Regions from separate parts of the Homo sapiens genome. Here region 1 is linked to region 2. The links are chromatin loops, found by intact Hi-C in ENCODE. Cell type or tissue: PC-3. All regions are shown on one strand.

Region 1 (8,000 bases), 190 kb after region 2:
TCCTGGGGGGTCAGTAAATGAACTGTAGATGTAGTCCCAAGGCTGACTTGACTCTCTGAGTCAGAGCTGTGGCTCGGAGCACCCAGGAACTGCCTTGGGTTTGCACACAGGAACCAACGCCCACCCTGTCCTAATGGGCATGGCGGGCCCAGCAAGCCCGTGAGCAAAGGAGGACCAGGACTGAGGGCAAAGGTACACATGCCCCATAGTCTTCTTGAGATGCAGCAACCACCTGCTGAGATATTTACTTAAAATGGTGTCCTTAGGAAGACCAGGTCCATTCATTCAGGCCTGATTCTAGGTGTCCTCTCTTGACCTCCAGGACAGACAGAGGCCAGAGCTTTACTCCTCATTCCAAAATCAAAATGCCCCTAATATGGATCTGTTATTTTGCATTGTGAATACCTCCCATGAAGCACCCTGACTCTGAGGCCACATTCCAACACCTCAGCGTCTTTGGTTACATTCCTTGGGGTGGGACTAGGGCTTCACATGCCACATATGATTCATACCAGAGTAGTATGTTTTCATTATCTGAAGCTGAACAGATTAATATACATTTATAAAACCCATTTGTTTCCTGCAAACTTGGCTCAAGGGGATCTTAATAATCCCTCTGGAAAGTGGCTGAAATGACCAACAGCAGCATCTGTGCATCAGGAAGCCAGGGAGCACAGCAGAGAAAAAGAAAGGAAGAAAGAAATGCCAGCAAGTGGACAGAGCTTTCTCTATTTTGGTGTAGGGGCTCTCTTTGAACAGCTGCTCAGTGTCACATTATTAACTAAACAAGTAGCCCTCACATGCTGTTTTGTGGAGCATAAGAACTGCTATACTCCAGGCAGACAGAATGCACTTAAAAATGGTGATGAAGCGTAATGTCAGATCTTGCTAATTTCCAGTGGCTTAATAGCTGAAGTAAGGAAATGATGAGACGTTTTCACAGACCCCTTCAAAAACCAGGATATGTAGGAAATTTTCACCAGAGTAGCGGGGGAGATGGGAATGAGGAGAATAAAAATGGGAGAAGATAAGCAGAAAATCATTTAAACCTCTCTCTGAAATTTCTAGATAATTTTTTGGACAAATTGAATCTGGTGAAGCATAGGAGAATCTGTAAGTTGGTAAAAATATCTCCTTAGTAATTGGAAGAAAAGATTGCTATACCTAATACTTAATATGTGTCATGATGACAGCCTCTAAATTTGAATGAAATACATGGTTTGATAAATAAGTTTTTTTCTGATTTGCGGGATAAATATTGTAACCCTGTGAAAAAGTAAATCGCCTTTAGTTCCATACTATATAAATCATCTTTATAAAAAAGATATTACGTTAAATTAGGACTATTCCCAAAAGTTCATTATGAACTTTCAGTATGAGAAGAGTATAAGTTGTGTGTTATATTAACTTCAAACAAAATTGCACACTTTGGACTTTTTTGATTATATGAAGCTTTGCTCCAGTGTCTGAATTCTACTCCTGATCTCTTCTCGATGGTTGGCAGAGAAAGAATGGGAGCATTAAGATGGGAAGCATAGTGAGGGCTTCCTAAAACAAATATGCAATCCTCTTTTGTGATGGACAGGAGCAAGGCTGTCCACATTCTACATCGGTATGCTCAACAATCTAGTCAAACCGAGGCTACATTTTCCCCTGCTTTAGTTTCTTCTTTTGTGAATGAAGGGATTGATTTTGTTCATCTTAAGCTCCTCTTCTATGATTTTATAACTGAGCTCACACTGTAGGAGTTGGAAATTCAAATCTTTGGTGGCCAGCCTCTGCATCCTTTGTAGATTTGGGTATAATTCCGTTTGTTCAGGTAATCAAAAGGGCAGGTCAGGCCTAAAGGGACTCCCCCCACCATTTTGTTCCTCTGAGGTATTTTTATTATCCAGATGAAAATGTGAAAAACAAATATGTAATACAAGCTGTTTGTCCTGTCCATAAAAAGAGGATTATTTGAAAATTTTATTAAATTTTAGTAGGAAATATCTATTATGTTACTCAAAGATCTTGATAAGTCTGCACAAAAAATTTCTGTTTGTGTTAAATTAAGAAAAAATTTTCTGCAGACAAAGGTACATTCATTTATCTGTCAGGAAGTAGAATCCATGCAACATGACATGTTTTCCCTTTAACTTAGCAGCCAGAAAACAGAAAGCCAGATTCGGTGATGAATTATATGAATCTTACCATCTTAAATGTATAGTAGTATCATTCCTCTCCGCTTCCTTTAAACTATCTCTATCGATTTCTCTATTTTATTACTAATTGTCTTATTTTTATTTTTTGATATTTAATTTTAACAATTTCAAATACATTTTTGGAAGGAGACAAACATCAACCATAATAACAATAATATGATTAGGTGAACAAATTATATAGTCAAATCTTCCAGTAAACTCAAACATAATACTGGTTGGTATTTAAATATTCAGAATATCATGTCATGGGAGAAAATACCCTGAAAAGCATAATTCATCTTTATAAAGGTATTCTACTGTGAATCTTTAAGCCGCAATGACCAGAAGGGAGACACAAGAATCATTGCTAGGCTTAAGCCTAAGTTCCAGAACACTTTAGACCACCTAAGAACAACACCGAACTCAGAAAAACTGGATACCCCAATTCTAGCCAGGAAGGCAGCAGAGCAAGTTAAGTATAAACACAACTCAGGAACAATTCAGCCAAGTGACTTGCTGGAAACGCAGAAAAAATGTGAAAACTCTGGAATTTCCCAGATGTCATTGAACTAAGGCAGAATTACAACGATTCAGGCTCATTTAAATCTCATTTAGAGAACTGGGAACCAGAAGTGTCAGAAAACACTCAATGTTGCATGCTGATAGCACAGGATGGAGAATGATAGGGCTGCAGTTATTTTTTTGTATAAAAAAAACTTATGAGTGCATAACACAGTCTTATAGGCTGATTTAAGAATTACAACTTATAAGAACTGGAATAATGATCGAAACCTAGAGGAAAAATAGTTTAAACCCACCTTCTCTGACAAGAAGCCATTTATTGAATAAATTTTTGCTCTGCTGACATGAAATGGAAATCTTGCCCAGAAAAAAATTTAAGAAAGTAAAAGTAGTATACAGAGTATGTAGGAGTCTAAAAATTGTCTCCCTGAAAATGAAATCCTTGTATACAACCCTTTTAAGTTAACCTTCCTAAAATGCAATTCTTATTGATTATTATTATGTTCATTCAAACATTTTTCAAAGCGTTTAATTAAATATCGTAGGAAGAAACAAAGGCAGGTGAGACATAGCACTGTCCCCTGCAACCAAATTCAATTTATGGATTTTGCTTCCTGCATGTCCAAATTCCTTAACTGCATACAGGGTTTTTTTTTTCCATCTCCCCCTTTCTCCCATTCTCTCTCTCTTTCTTCTTTCTTTCTTTTTCTTTTCTTTTCTTTCTTTCTTTCATTTTCTTTCTCTCTTTCTTTTTTTCTCCCTCTCCCTTCCTCCCTGCCTTCCTCCTTTCCTTACTTCTTTCTTTCCTTTCTTCCTCCTTTTCTTTCTCTACTCTCCTCTTCTCCTTCTCTCTTTCTTGGTGCCTTCATTTTGATGTTTGTTGTCTTTATCCCAACCAACCCTCTTAAGGACACTACAACTCCTCAAAGTGATTTTGTGTTTAAACAAGCTAAATTATTTTCTCTCAACTTTAGAACTGTATTCACATGATCTTCGCAAATGCAAACCAATCTCCCCAGACCATCTCTACATGCCGAAACCGCATCCATCTTTCAGAGTCCAACTCAAATCCTTCCCTACATTGGAGCTTGACATGTGACCAATGACATTCAAACCGTGCCTCTGTCACTGCCTACCTGTGTGACCTCAGACAACTTACTTCACTTCTCCTCAGCCTCTGTTTCCTCCTCTGTAAAATGGGCATAACACTTACCTCAGAAACTTATCCTAAATGTTACATGAGATAATACTGCATGAGGAAATACCTTAGCACATTATGGTACAGAATTAAAGGCCTACACATGTTTGCTAGCATCATACTATTTTTGTTAATAATTCTGAAAATGAAATGACCACTTCCTCCACAGAAAACCACAGAATATGTGTTCCTTTCTAATGATTTTTATTAGAGTTATTTTTAACCTCTTATTTCTTCTACCACATTATACTCCGTAAATGTGTCTTGCATATTGTCAAATATGATTCACAAATATGCAATGAGTATTTTATTTTATTCATTTCTCCTAAAAACAAAACAAAACAAAACAAAATGGGATACATGTGCAGACCGTGCAGGTTTGTTACATAGGTATATGTGTGTCATGGTGGTTTGCTGCACCTATTGACCCATCCTCTAAGTTCCCTCCCCCTACCCTCCACCCCCCAACAGGTCCTGGTATGTATTGTTCCCCTCTCTGTGTCCATGTATTCTCAATGTTCAACTCCCACTTATGAGTGACAACATGCGGTGTTTGGTTTTCTTTTCCTGTGTTAGTCGGCTGAGGATGATGGCTTCCATCTTCATCCATGTCCCTGCAAAGGACACGATCTCATTCCTTTTTTATGGCTGCGTAGTATTCCATGGTGTATATGTACCACATTTTCTTTATCTAGTCTATCATTGATGGGCATTTGGGTTGGTTCTATGTTTTTGCTATTGTAAATAGTGCTGCAGTAAACATGCATGTGTATTTATGTAGAATTATTTATATTCCTTTTGATATACACCCAGTAATGAGATTGCTGGGTCAAATGGTATTTCTGATTCTAGATCCTTGAGGGATCGCCAGACTGTCTTCCACAATGGTTGAACTAATTTACATCCCCACTAACAGTGTATAAGCATTCCTGTTTCTCCACAGCCCTGCCAGCATCTGTTGTTTCCTGACTTTTTAATAACCCTCATTCTGACTGTCATGAGATGGTATCTCATTGTAGTTCTTATTTGCATTTCTTTTAAGATCAGTGATGTTGAGCTTTCTTTTCATGTTTGTTGGCCATGTAAATGTCTTCTTTTGAGAAGTGTCTGTTCATATCCTTTGCCCGCTTTTTGATGAGGTGGTTTTTTCCTTGTAAATATGTTTATGTTCCTTGTAAATTCTGAATATTAGACCTTTATCAGATGGATAGATTGCAAAAATTTTTTCCCATTCTGCAGGTTGCGTGTTCACTCTGATGATAGTTTCTTTTGCTGTGCAGAAACTCTTTAGTTTAATTAGATCCATTTGTCAATTTTGGCTTCTGTTGCAGTTGGTTTTGGTGTTTTTGTCATGAAGTCTTTGCCCATGCCTACGTCCTGAATGGTATTGCCTAGGTTTTCTTCTAGGGTTTTTACGGTTTTGGGTTTTACATGTAAGTCTTTAATCCATCTTGAGTTAATTCTTGTATAAGGTATAAGGAAGGGGTCCAGTTTCAGTTTTCTGCATATGGCTAGCCAGTTTACCCAGCACCATTTACTTAATAGGAGATCCTTTTCCCATTGCTTGTTTTTGTCAGGTTTGTCAAAGATTAGATGGTTGTAGATGTGTGGTGTTATTTCTGAGGCCTCTGTTTTGTTCCATTGGTCTGTATGTCTGTTTCGGTACCAGTACCATGCTGCTTTTGTTATTGTAGCCTTGTAGTATAGTTTGAAGTCAGGTAGCGTGATGCCTCCAGCTTTGTTCTTTTCCTTAGGATTGTCTTGGCTATACGTGGTCTTCTTTGATTCCATGTGAAATTTAACATAGTTTTTTTTCTAATTCTGTGAAGAACGTCAATGGTAGTTTGATGGGAATAGCATTGAATCTATAAGTTACTTTGGGCAGTATGGCCATTTTCATGATATTGATTCTTCCTATCCATGAGGATGGAATGTTTTTCCACTTGTTTGTGTCCTCTCTTATTTCCCTCAGCAGTGGTTTGTAGTTCTCCTTGAAGAGGTTCTTCACATCCCTTGTTCTCTGTATTCCTAGCTGTTTTATTCTCTTTGTAGCAACTGTGGATGGGAGTTCATTCATGATGTTGCTCTCTGCTTGCCTATTGTTGGTTTAAAAAATGCTTGTGATTTTTGCTCATTGATTTTGTATCCTGAGACTTTGCTGAAGTTTCTTATCAGTTCAAGAAGTTTTGGGGCTGGGATTGGGATGTTAGACCCTGGTGGCATGGGTTCACGAGTGGGATCTCCTGATCTTTGGGTTGCCCAGTTCCACGGAGAAAGCACAGTTTCCCCCACTGGGTAGTGTGCTCACTCGCTGCCTCCCTTGGCTGTGGGGTGGGGGTCCCTCTTCCCCTTGTGGCTCTCAGGTGGGCCGCCACACAGCACTGTTCTTCCCTCTCTCTGTGGGTCATGCCAACCTTCTAGTCAGTTTTGATGAGAGAACCTGGATACCTTGGTTGCCGGTGAAGGATTCACATGCTTATTATGGTTTTTTTGGATGGGAGCCTCCGAATGTTGTTGCTTCTAGTCAGCCATCTTGGCCCCACCCTGTACAATATGTATGAGTATTTTAATGCTTTTTTCAAAAATTATTATTTTTTATCTTGAAAGAAGTCTGATGCATGATTTATTAGGAGCCTGTGTGTTTTGGTTTCTACCTTCGAGAAACATTCACTTTGTGCTGCCTCACCGAACTCTCCCACTTATAAATCCCCAGCTCGAATTCATTCATCTTCCATACATAGCCTTTGTAGGTGTAATTTTTCACTTTGTTGAGTATTCATAGATCTTTGGTCTTAGACACCTTGTCATATTCTGTTTCACTTTATAGTTATGTGTGGATATTTCTCATGTGTTCCACATCCATTATAAACTCCTTAAGGCTGGGCAATACTTCTTAGTTTTTAACCTCTTCATTTTTAAGCCCTTGCATTTCATAGTTTGTCCATACAATAATCCATTCCTGAATTCTTCCCCTGATTCCTCCCCCGTGCTCACAGGGCACTGACAGCTGAGGCTGGCAGTCACTGAGCTCCACTGCAGAGTGCGGGTGGGAAGAAGGCAAGCAGCATGTGAGTCCTGCTTTGCCACTCTCTCTGTTGCTTCAACTTCTCTGACATAGGCTCCTCAACTGTATAAGTTTTTATGTAGGTTGGATTATACATACAAATATAAAAATGTTAGAGAATTGCCTGGCAGAAGTACTGTGGATGCAAAGTCAATGTCGATATTTTTCACTTATTTTCACCAGGAAATTATTTACTAGGAGAAGGAACCCCCAGGAATGATGTACTCAAAGTAAACTATACTTTGGTGAGCATTCTGAATAATGGCACATGCTGTAGTGTACGTCCCTGGAACAGACCTTAAAACCTTTGTAAAGGTAGCCTTGGGAGGGGAAACGAAAAACCAAAGAGTGACGAAGCTGAAAAGGAAAATGCAGCACACATCAACTCTCCTGTGGGAAACTCTTCATTGTTGCTTTTGTTTTAGTTCTTCTTGTTTTATAATGAAAAAGAGTAAGTTGCCTGTTCTAACATACTTGGATTCCTGGTGAAATAGGATTTCCTTTCTGTGACCTGAGGCTGGCTGTATTCTTCACATATCCTAATGTCAGACTGCATTTTCTAATTTCTGCTGGAACATTTTTTTTGTGGCCTGAGGGAAGCCTGAATTTCCCTCTTTTCTTTCTGTTTGCTGTGTCAGCAGGGTTGGCTATACCAGAATCGCATGTGAAGTCAAGTGTTGCTTGATCCAGGGCCTCCAGAATCAAACTCATCTATCAATTGGTGAGCAGAGCACACATTTGCTCTCTGTTTTTCTAATCTAGAATATAAGCAAACCTATAGGTAGCCTGACTGCTGCCAAGATTATCTGCAGAATCTATCAATTTCATCGAATTTTCTACTTCATGTTTTGGTGACTCAATATTAACATGGGAAAACCTCAAAATCTGATTCTATTGTTAAAGTTTCAAAATCTACTGTTCTCTTTATAGGTATGTAAATAACTTTATTTATTAGTTATTTGTTGATTTACTTATATATAGACATGGGGTCTCACTCTATTGCCCAGGCTGGTTAAATCACTTTAGGGAAAAT
Region 2 (8,000 bases):
AATTCTTCAAATTGTAGCCCACAGGGACAAATATTATTATGGACTAGGTGATTCGAAGAAATAATTTAAAAATCAACTCTACTAATTAAATTTCCAAATTCATGCACAAAGACTTGGCTTAATTAGTAATTCCATATACATATATGCAATAGAATGAACAGCTTCCTTAGCACCTGAACTATGAGTCATTTTTGCCCAAAGCAGGTGAGGATAGTGAGCTACTCTACAGGATAATGGAGACTTGGGGGTGGGGCGTGAAGAGTCTGGCATTATATTAAAAGGATATTTTATTTACTGAAGTAGTTACCTGTCAACTAATGCTATTTAAGCGCATTCTTTTAAATAGGAAAAAAAACCCCTGGGTTTTATGTTCTTCAATTTCTTGAATTAAGATGATTAAAAGTGGAGATTAAATATAATCTTTATTCCAAAGTCACTCCTGTGTACTATGCCAGATACTTAGGCAGCAGTTAAATTCCTTGAGTCCACTAAAATTGCATTTGCCCTGTTACCATTTCAGCAAAAGAAGCTATTTTCATTTGTGAATACATGATTTAGTTATAAATATTTCAGGCGTATGTTTTTCATCTTCTATTTGCTTACTGACTCTTTTCCCCCGAATTTTCTGTAGCCTTGGTGTATAGGATTGAACTATATTTCTTTTCTTTTTTTTTTTTTTTTGAGACAGAGTCTAGCTCTGTCACCCTGGCTGGAGTGCAGTGGCGCGATCTCCGCTCACTGCAAGCTCTGCCTCCCAGGTTCTCGCCATTCTCCTGCCTCAGCCTCCCGAGTAGCTGGGACTACAGGCGCCTGCCACCACGCCCAGCTAATTTTTTGTATTTTTAGTAGAGATGGGATTTCACCGTGTTAGCCAGGATGGTCTCGATCTCCTGACTTCGTGATCCGCCTGCCTCGGCCTCCCAAAGTGCTAGGATTACAGGCGTGAGCCACTGCTCCTGGCCTGAACTCTATTTCTTATAACCTGGTTTGTGTAAGTGCACAGGATGAAGAGTTTGGGGGGGCTGAAGGCAGAACTTGCTAGGAAGGCTGACTCTTTTTTTCTCTATGGAAATTTCTTCAAATGCCCTGCATCAAGTGACACTCCATGGAACCAAGGGAGTATCACACTGCAGTCATTTGCAGCTTATTTTCCAATTACCACCCTACCTTGGAGCTCTGAATATGTTCACTGGGCCATCAACATCCATTCCTGCCTCCTCTTGTGTGCCTTATGGTATGGTAGAGGCTGGAAAACTAAAAGCCTATTTCCCAGACTCCTTTGTGGACAGGGTCATGGATGCAAATTAGATGCATTCATGCTCTACCTGCAATTCATCTCTGAACTGAAATCCCATATCCTGCTGAGGTTTCTGCAGGCAAGCAAGGTCCCAGGGACACGAGTGTGGACAAGAGCTGTGGAGGCAGCCTTGTGGATCCACTTTCTGGTCACAAGTGCGGTCAGGAGGTATTGAGCTGGTTGTAGAAGAGGAGATAGCGGTGGTAGTGCCTTCCAGGTTCTTAGATTGAAGCTATAGCAGTGGTTTCTACACAAGAGAGAGCCATTATTAGACCTGACTCCTACCATTCTAGCCCTTGCAAAAATGTTATATTCCTTGTATTAAATCTTCTCCTTAAAATACGTAAAGCAATTTATTGCCCTGAATCTATCTGATATGCCTAGCATATGGCAAGCCCTGGAAGGTTTTCCTGCTGATGCAGAGATCCCCAGGTGGCATGCAGGATTTCTTATTCCCAGTTGATCCTTGATTTTTCCCAACCTTCCCACTTGGCCCTTAAGTTCACTTATTTGTTTGTTTGATATGGGTTTTGTTTGTGGTCATGGCAGTGGTTTATTCTACTGGATTTGGAGGGAGGTAGAGTCTTAGATTCATTTTTATTCCGCCATCTTTCCCTTACATTGAAAAGAATGATTTAAAAACTCATCAAAAAGAAATATACTTCAGGTTAATTTTCTTTGACAAATTTCTTTGACAAATTCAGGTCTTCCCCGAAGGCCTTATAAATTCAAAGTGAAAAGAAAACGTACAATTAATTATATTTGTAATCAATTTGTTTTGGGTCTGTTTTATGGTACAATATTATATTTTGTATATGCACTTTTTGCACCAGAAAGTTTTTAAAAATACATATATCTTGGCCACTTTAAGCATTTGCTCTTTGGATCACTGACTATTTACAGTGTTTATTATGCACCAAACAAAGATGAGTGAGACAAATTATCAGCTTTATTTCTCCAATGAATATTATTGCTTCAGAAACTATCACTATATGTTTCTAAAATATCAATACACTAAATATAGTAACCTACCTTTCTTAGACCTTATTGAAATGGAAGAATGATGAAAATTGATATATATTGATTCTGTTACTGATACTGTCTGATAGTGGTCACAGAAAATTTCATAAGCAATTATCATTCAACTTTTACATCTGGGGAAACAAAGATCAGAAACATAAAATGACTTCAAAATCATTTTCCAGGCCACTGAATAATGGAGCTGAATTCAAAATCCATGGTGTTTTCACTTTCCTGTGCATTTCTTCAGGAGATACAGTTTACAAAAAGGTAAATTTTAGAAAAAAATAATATACATGTTATCTTATATCTGAATGGTCTTACTACATCTCAAAGTAATTTGTAAGTTCATTATTTCATTTAGTAAACATTGCCAGGAGATAGACTGGCAGGAGTGGAAGTATTGTGTCCATTTTATACATGTAGGCAATAGAAGTATCTAATCTAAGTTTTTACCTTTTACTAATTATATCAAGTTATTGTTTGTTTTAATGTTTCAAAAGTCACGTGATTGCTAGGTAAAACACCGACAAATTCTTTAAAGAAGGACAATAATTTTTACTTTTCTCAACTTTCTTGGATAAATACATTTAGAAAAGTTAACAAAAATTAATTAGAGAAACTGCTCTCTGACAACTTTTATGTATAATATTTATGTCAATTTTACTTAAATGGCAATGTTCAATTTTTCAAAATTTGATTTAAAAAATGTGCACAAACATCAAGAAAGAATGTATGAGTAATGTTTTAATCAGTTTTTTAAAATTTGCCTGAGGAATGAGTATCAGGAAAAAGGATATAAATGCATCCATAAAATTTAAAAATAAATGTTACTGCATTATGGCACTAATCTGTGAGTTAGGACTATTACAGAAACATAATGCTGCTTAGTTCAAAAACAAACACGCTTACTCTGGTCCCCTTCCCTTGGCTGTGACTTTACCAACCTCAGTACTTTTCCAAACATCCTCATTAACTATGGACTTGAAGAAACAGCAAGCAGCATGCCAGCTCCAGAGGGCATTGCTCCCTGTGTAACTGAGCTGCATCCAGAGAAAGAAAAGAAGTGAATGCATACATGGAAGGTGCATCACACAGACATGGCATTCAAAATACATGTGATGCCCTTGAAAGAAGAAAATCAGAGTGATCAAACAGGGAGGTTCAAAGAGACCTTGGGAATCACTGACACTGTTCCTTCTGCCAGGCAAAATTATACTAAACCCACCTGGGATTGTTTCAAAGTAAGCTATTTGCCTTTGGTTGTTTTTCTGTTTTACACTAGTCAGAATTTGTTCATTTTTAATCTCAAAGTTATTTCATACTTCAGCTAGTTTTCAGAATTGTTGAAATTGCTTATTTGTTGAGTTGCATAATACACCTTGCCCACATTCAATCCTCTGCCCCATTTAAACTTGCATATTTTGATAACCCCTTACGTGACCATGATGAATTGTGATTACCTCCTGAAATGTCACAGGCAGGTGAAAGTATGACTCAATTTCAACTTGTTATCCTTGATGCATTTCACATTAATTTACATATATCTTTCTCTAAGATTACAGACAAGAGGGAAAATGGAAGAATAATTTCATGGATCTCTTAAGAACTGTTCAGAACATTAGTTCTTTCAAAACTGTGGTTGCCGAAAATTCAGCTGAGATAACAGAGAGCTCCCTTCACGGATGATACAGGAGCAATTCAGATCCTACTGCTTTCACACAAAAAAGTATCAAAATCTAATTCCTAAAAATGCAAAATGTTGCCAAGTCTGCCAGCTATAACTTAGCAAAGCTTTCAGGGATTTCCAGTGTGCACTTTCATCTTCTCACCAGCCATGTGTATATACACAGTGACTTCCAATGTTCCATGTTTTCTTCTTCCAAAGACACATTTAAACAACATGTTGTTGCTAATTTTGGGATTTTGCAGTGGGTGCATGTAACTATGAACAATCACGATGCTTTGCAAATCATTAGCTATCAACATACAGTGGATTTTGCAGTACAGAGACAGCTTGAAGTAATAAACACTTGACAATCCTAAATTTCTAGAACTTGATGTAATTTACTAAACGAAGAATATAAAACCATTTCTATAAACAGAGCAAAATGAAGCCCCAATAGTGAGGGCATAGAGCAGGAAGAGCATGTTGAAATATGACTTTTGCATTTGTATGTATGACTGAAAATAAGAGGTGGCAAGCTGCCTATTCTCAACTTTACCAACTACACACATTTTTCTGTGAGGCAGTCTTGCTATTCAGGATTGCCTTAAGGAATCTGAGGAGATCAACTGCAATTGTAAACAAAGAGGGCACTAAACCAAGCAGTGTCAATGTATTACCATTAAGAAAGGATCCAATAAGATTGCTGATATTAAAAATTGACTCTTAACATCTTCATATTTTAAACGTGGTGTTGAAATAAATATTAAATAGGACAAAACCAGTAGCCAAGGAGATGATGACAAAAGACTTTCTCAATCCACGTGAACTGCTTGTTTTGATTACATCCTTTACCCAGTATTATGTTTAAGGGATTTGGCTATAACAAAATAAGTGTCTATTTCAAAATCTGATGATGAATTTCTCCCATGGATGCATTGGTTTGTAAAGATCAAAATTGAATGATTAAGCTATGGTAAAATTTCTCTAATATTCTACTCAATGCGCTACAACATCAGTCCCCAACCTTTTTGGCATCAGGTACTGATTTTGTGGAAGACAGTTTCTCCATCCAGGAGTGGAGGGCGGGGTCAGGATGATTCAAGCACATTACATTTATTATGCACTTTATTTCTATTATTATTACACTGTAATATGTAATTAAGTAATTATAAAACTCATCATAAAGTAGAATCAATGGGAGCCCTGAGCTTGTTTTCCAGTAATTAGATGGTCCCATCTGGGGGTGATGGGAGATAGTAACAGATCATCTGGCATTAGATTCTCATAAGGAGCATGCAACCTAGATCCCTCGCATGCACAGTTCACAATAAGATTGGTGCTCCTATGAGAATCTAATGCTGCTGCTGATTTGACAGGAGGCAGAGCTCAGGAAGTAATGCAAGTGACAGGGAGCAGCTATAAATAACAGATGAAGCATTGCTCCATGGCTTGCTGCTCACCTCCTACTGTGTGGCCCGGTTCCTAACAAACCACAGACAGGTACTGGTCCCTGGCCTTTACAACCAGTAATATTCATAAGAGCAAACATTTGGATGTTTACTGTATTCCAGGAACTTTTTATAGTGTTTTACATGGACTCACTTAATTCTCATCACAAGCCTACATAGAAGGTATGATTATTATTCCCATTTTGCAGATGAGGGAATGGATGCACAAAGAGATTAAGGAGGCTACCCATGGCCACATAGGAAGAAAATAGCAGAGCCACCATATGTACCAGGTAGCCGGGTCCCAGAGCTTGATATATTCTAGTGTCTCCCTGGAGATCTCTACAAATTAATCAACCAATAGGTGACAAGTTTCTAATACTGACTGTAATAGTCACTTAGCCAAGACACCCAGTTGTCATAATTATCTGTCCTCTTTCAATATTTCTTTTCCATTTCTCATGCTTGTTTCTGTTCTGCAATGCTAATCAATTTTTCATGTGGCTGTCTCTGTGCCAAGAACATCCTTTCTCAATAATCTCCTAGGAAGTTTTCATGGTACATGATTTACTACATAATTAAAAGAAAATGGTTTGCTTTGACACCTACTTGTAAATTGCCTCAATTTGGAAATGAAAACACAGCTTTTTAGGCTCAACTATAAGGACTTTATTTTCTAAACTGAATATGTTCACAGTTTATTTTTACAGTAAGGAATATATAGATCATAAAATATAATAAGTGTAACTCTTTCTTTAAATATAAATATATTCATATTTTTATTTTCCTATTTTTAAAATATTTTTCTTTATTTTATATTTAGATTTAAAAGCATGATCATGAGTTAATTTATTAACACTGCTATTTATGATGTTGCTTGTTTTTCTGTGTGACAATGATGTACATTTGCTGAAACAAAAATTAAGACTCCCATCTTGACTAACAGCAAAAAAGAAGAAAAGAAGCTAAAGAAGAATTTAACCAGTGTAACCCGTTCATCAATTCTTAGTGTTCATCAATTCTAACACATTCATCAATTCTAACACATTTTGAGAAGTGGCAAGCTTCTCTCTGACATTGTGTCCTTTTCTGAGAAATGTCCACTGAACTATAGCTGGCATTCTATGTGAGAAGCATGTGCCAGAGATTGCAAAAGAAAGATCATGTGATGTCAACCCAAGCCACAAACTGGTACATGAACCTGTTGGCAAATCATAGTTTATCACTCCCTGTCCATGAGTCATTTGAAATGGGAGTGCCAATTTTAGCAGATGTGTTTTCTGTCTCCATAACAAGTTGTGAATATGAATACTTATTTTCATAAATAAATCTGATTGTCAATATAATCTGAGTTTTCTTAGTGTTACAAACATCTTACTGCCTGCATAAATTGAAGCATCTTATAGGATGACTTTTGTAGCATGCAAGATCAGAGTGAAGTAGGGCAACTTGAGTAACAATTTATGGTAAATTGGTAAATTATACAAAATGATTATTTGTTGTCTTTTATTATTTGTTATCAATTTTAAAATTTCAAATATTTAATAAGGAAGGATAAAAAGACTAGAAACAGAAGAATATGCCTATTTTATGGGCAATGAAAAGACAGTGTAGACTCTAGGAGTTTACAATGGAGGTTGAGGTATAAGACAGCTTTGTATAGGTCAATATTAATAATTTATCTTTTGGGACCAAAATTAAACCATGTGGTCTGCAATCCACCTGATAAAGCTTCATGGAAAAGTTAAATCTTGATCCAGGCCTTAAAAATATAGAATTGGAGTAAAACCAAGGTAGTAAGTAAGATGATATTGAAGAAATAGATTTCGGTATGAGAAGATAACAAAATAAGAAAGCATAACATTTTTGTGAGTGATGTACTCTTGGCATTTGAGAAGTCTTTAAGAAAATTAACAGCATCAGTTAACAGGCTGGTTTGGAAGAGGAGGATGAGAAAGTTGGGAGTAATCAGGAAGTTTTGTCCAGAATCCGAATGTGAGGAGAGCAGCTTATGTTGAGATTAAAGCATTGAATCGGAGCATGCTTCATAAGAATTATCAGCAGAACACATACATTGATTGCGTATGACAGTTCCAACAAGAATTAGTCATCAGAAAATTCTCGAGAAAGTTTACTGGACTTCATGGGGAAGGAAGATGTTAATGAATATAGGGAGATGACAAGTTTGTTTTCTGTACATGTCGTTTTTGATGAGAGAGTTGCTTATTAAAGTAAGTACATCATGTTCCTGGTCTTTATAACTTTGTAGGAAAAGAAAGATAAGTTCCTAGAAGCCAAGATGTAGGTTTTCGATTTCTTCTGTAACTCCGGCAATTACTGCAGATGTTTAGCAAATATTTAATGGTGTTATATGAGCTGGAAATATGGGAGAGAAATTAAAATTTCAAGAATAAAAATGTAGACAAAGTGTTTATCATGATTATAAAAGGGATAGTTACATACATAAAACCTGATCTTCAAAATTAGTGTTTGTCTAGGTAGGAGAGAAAAGGATTGAGGCCATAATTCTGGAGTAACAGGATACAGAGAATGTAGCTGAAGCTAT

The links. Hi-C counts contacts between places; a loop is a spot of excess contacts. Peaks named below come from ENCODE experiments on the same cell type or tissue, not always from the same donor. Only the 100,000 strongest peaks of a DNase experiment are listed, where the experiment ranks them.
Region 1: it touches region 2 in a loop (1.9-fold over the local background); 2 of 110 quality-filtered maps call a loop at or near these places.

The regions. Positions count from the first base shown.
Region 1 is chr10:36,273,117-36,281,116 of GRCh38, reverse strand. No RefSeq gene overlaps it. Among named protein-coding and RNA genes, the nearest start is that of LINC02630, 380 kb to the right of the region's middle. In PC-3, no CTCF peak of the experiment used is centred here; no DNase peak of the experiment used is centred here.
Region 2 is chr10:36,461,016-36,469,015 of GRCh38, reverse strand. No RefSeq gene overlaps it. Among named protein-coding and RNA genes, the nearest start is that of LINC02630, 570 kb to the right of the region's middle. In PC-3, a CTCF peak has its summit at 3,342; DNase peaks (open chromatin) are centred at 3,265 and 6,635; H3K27ac peaks cover 2,457 bases.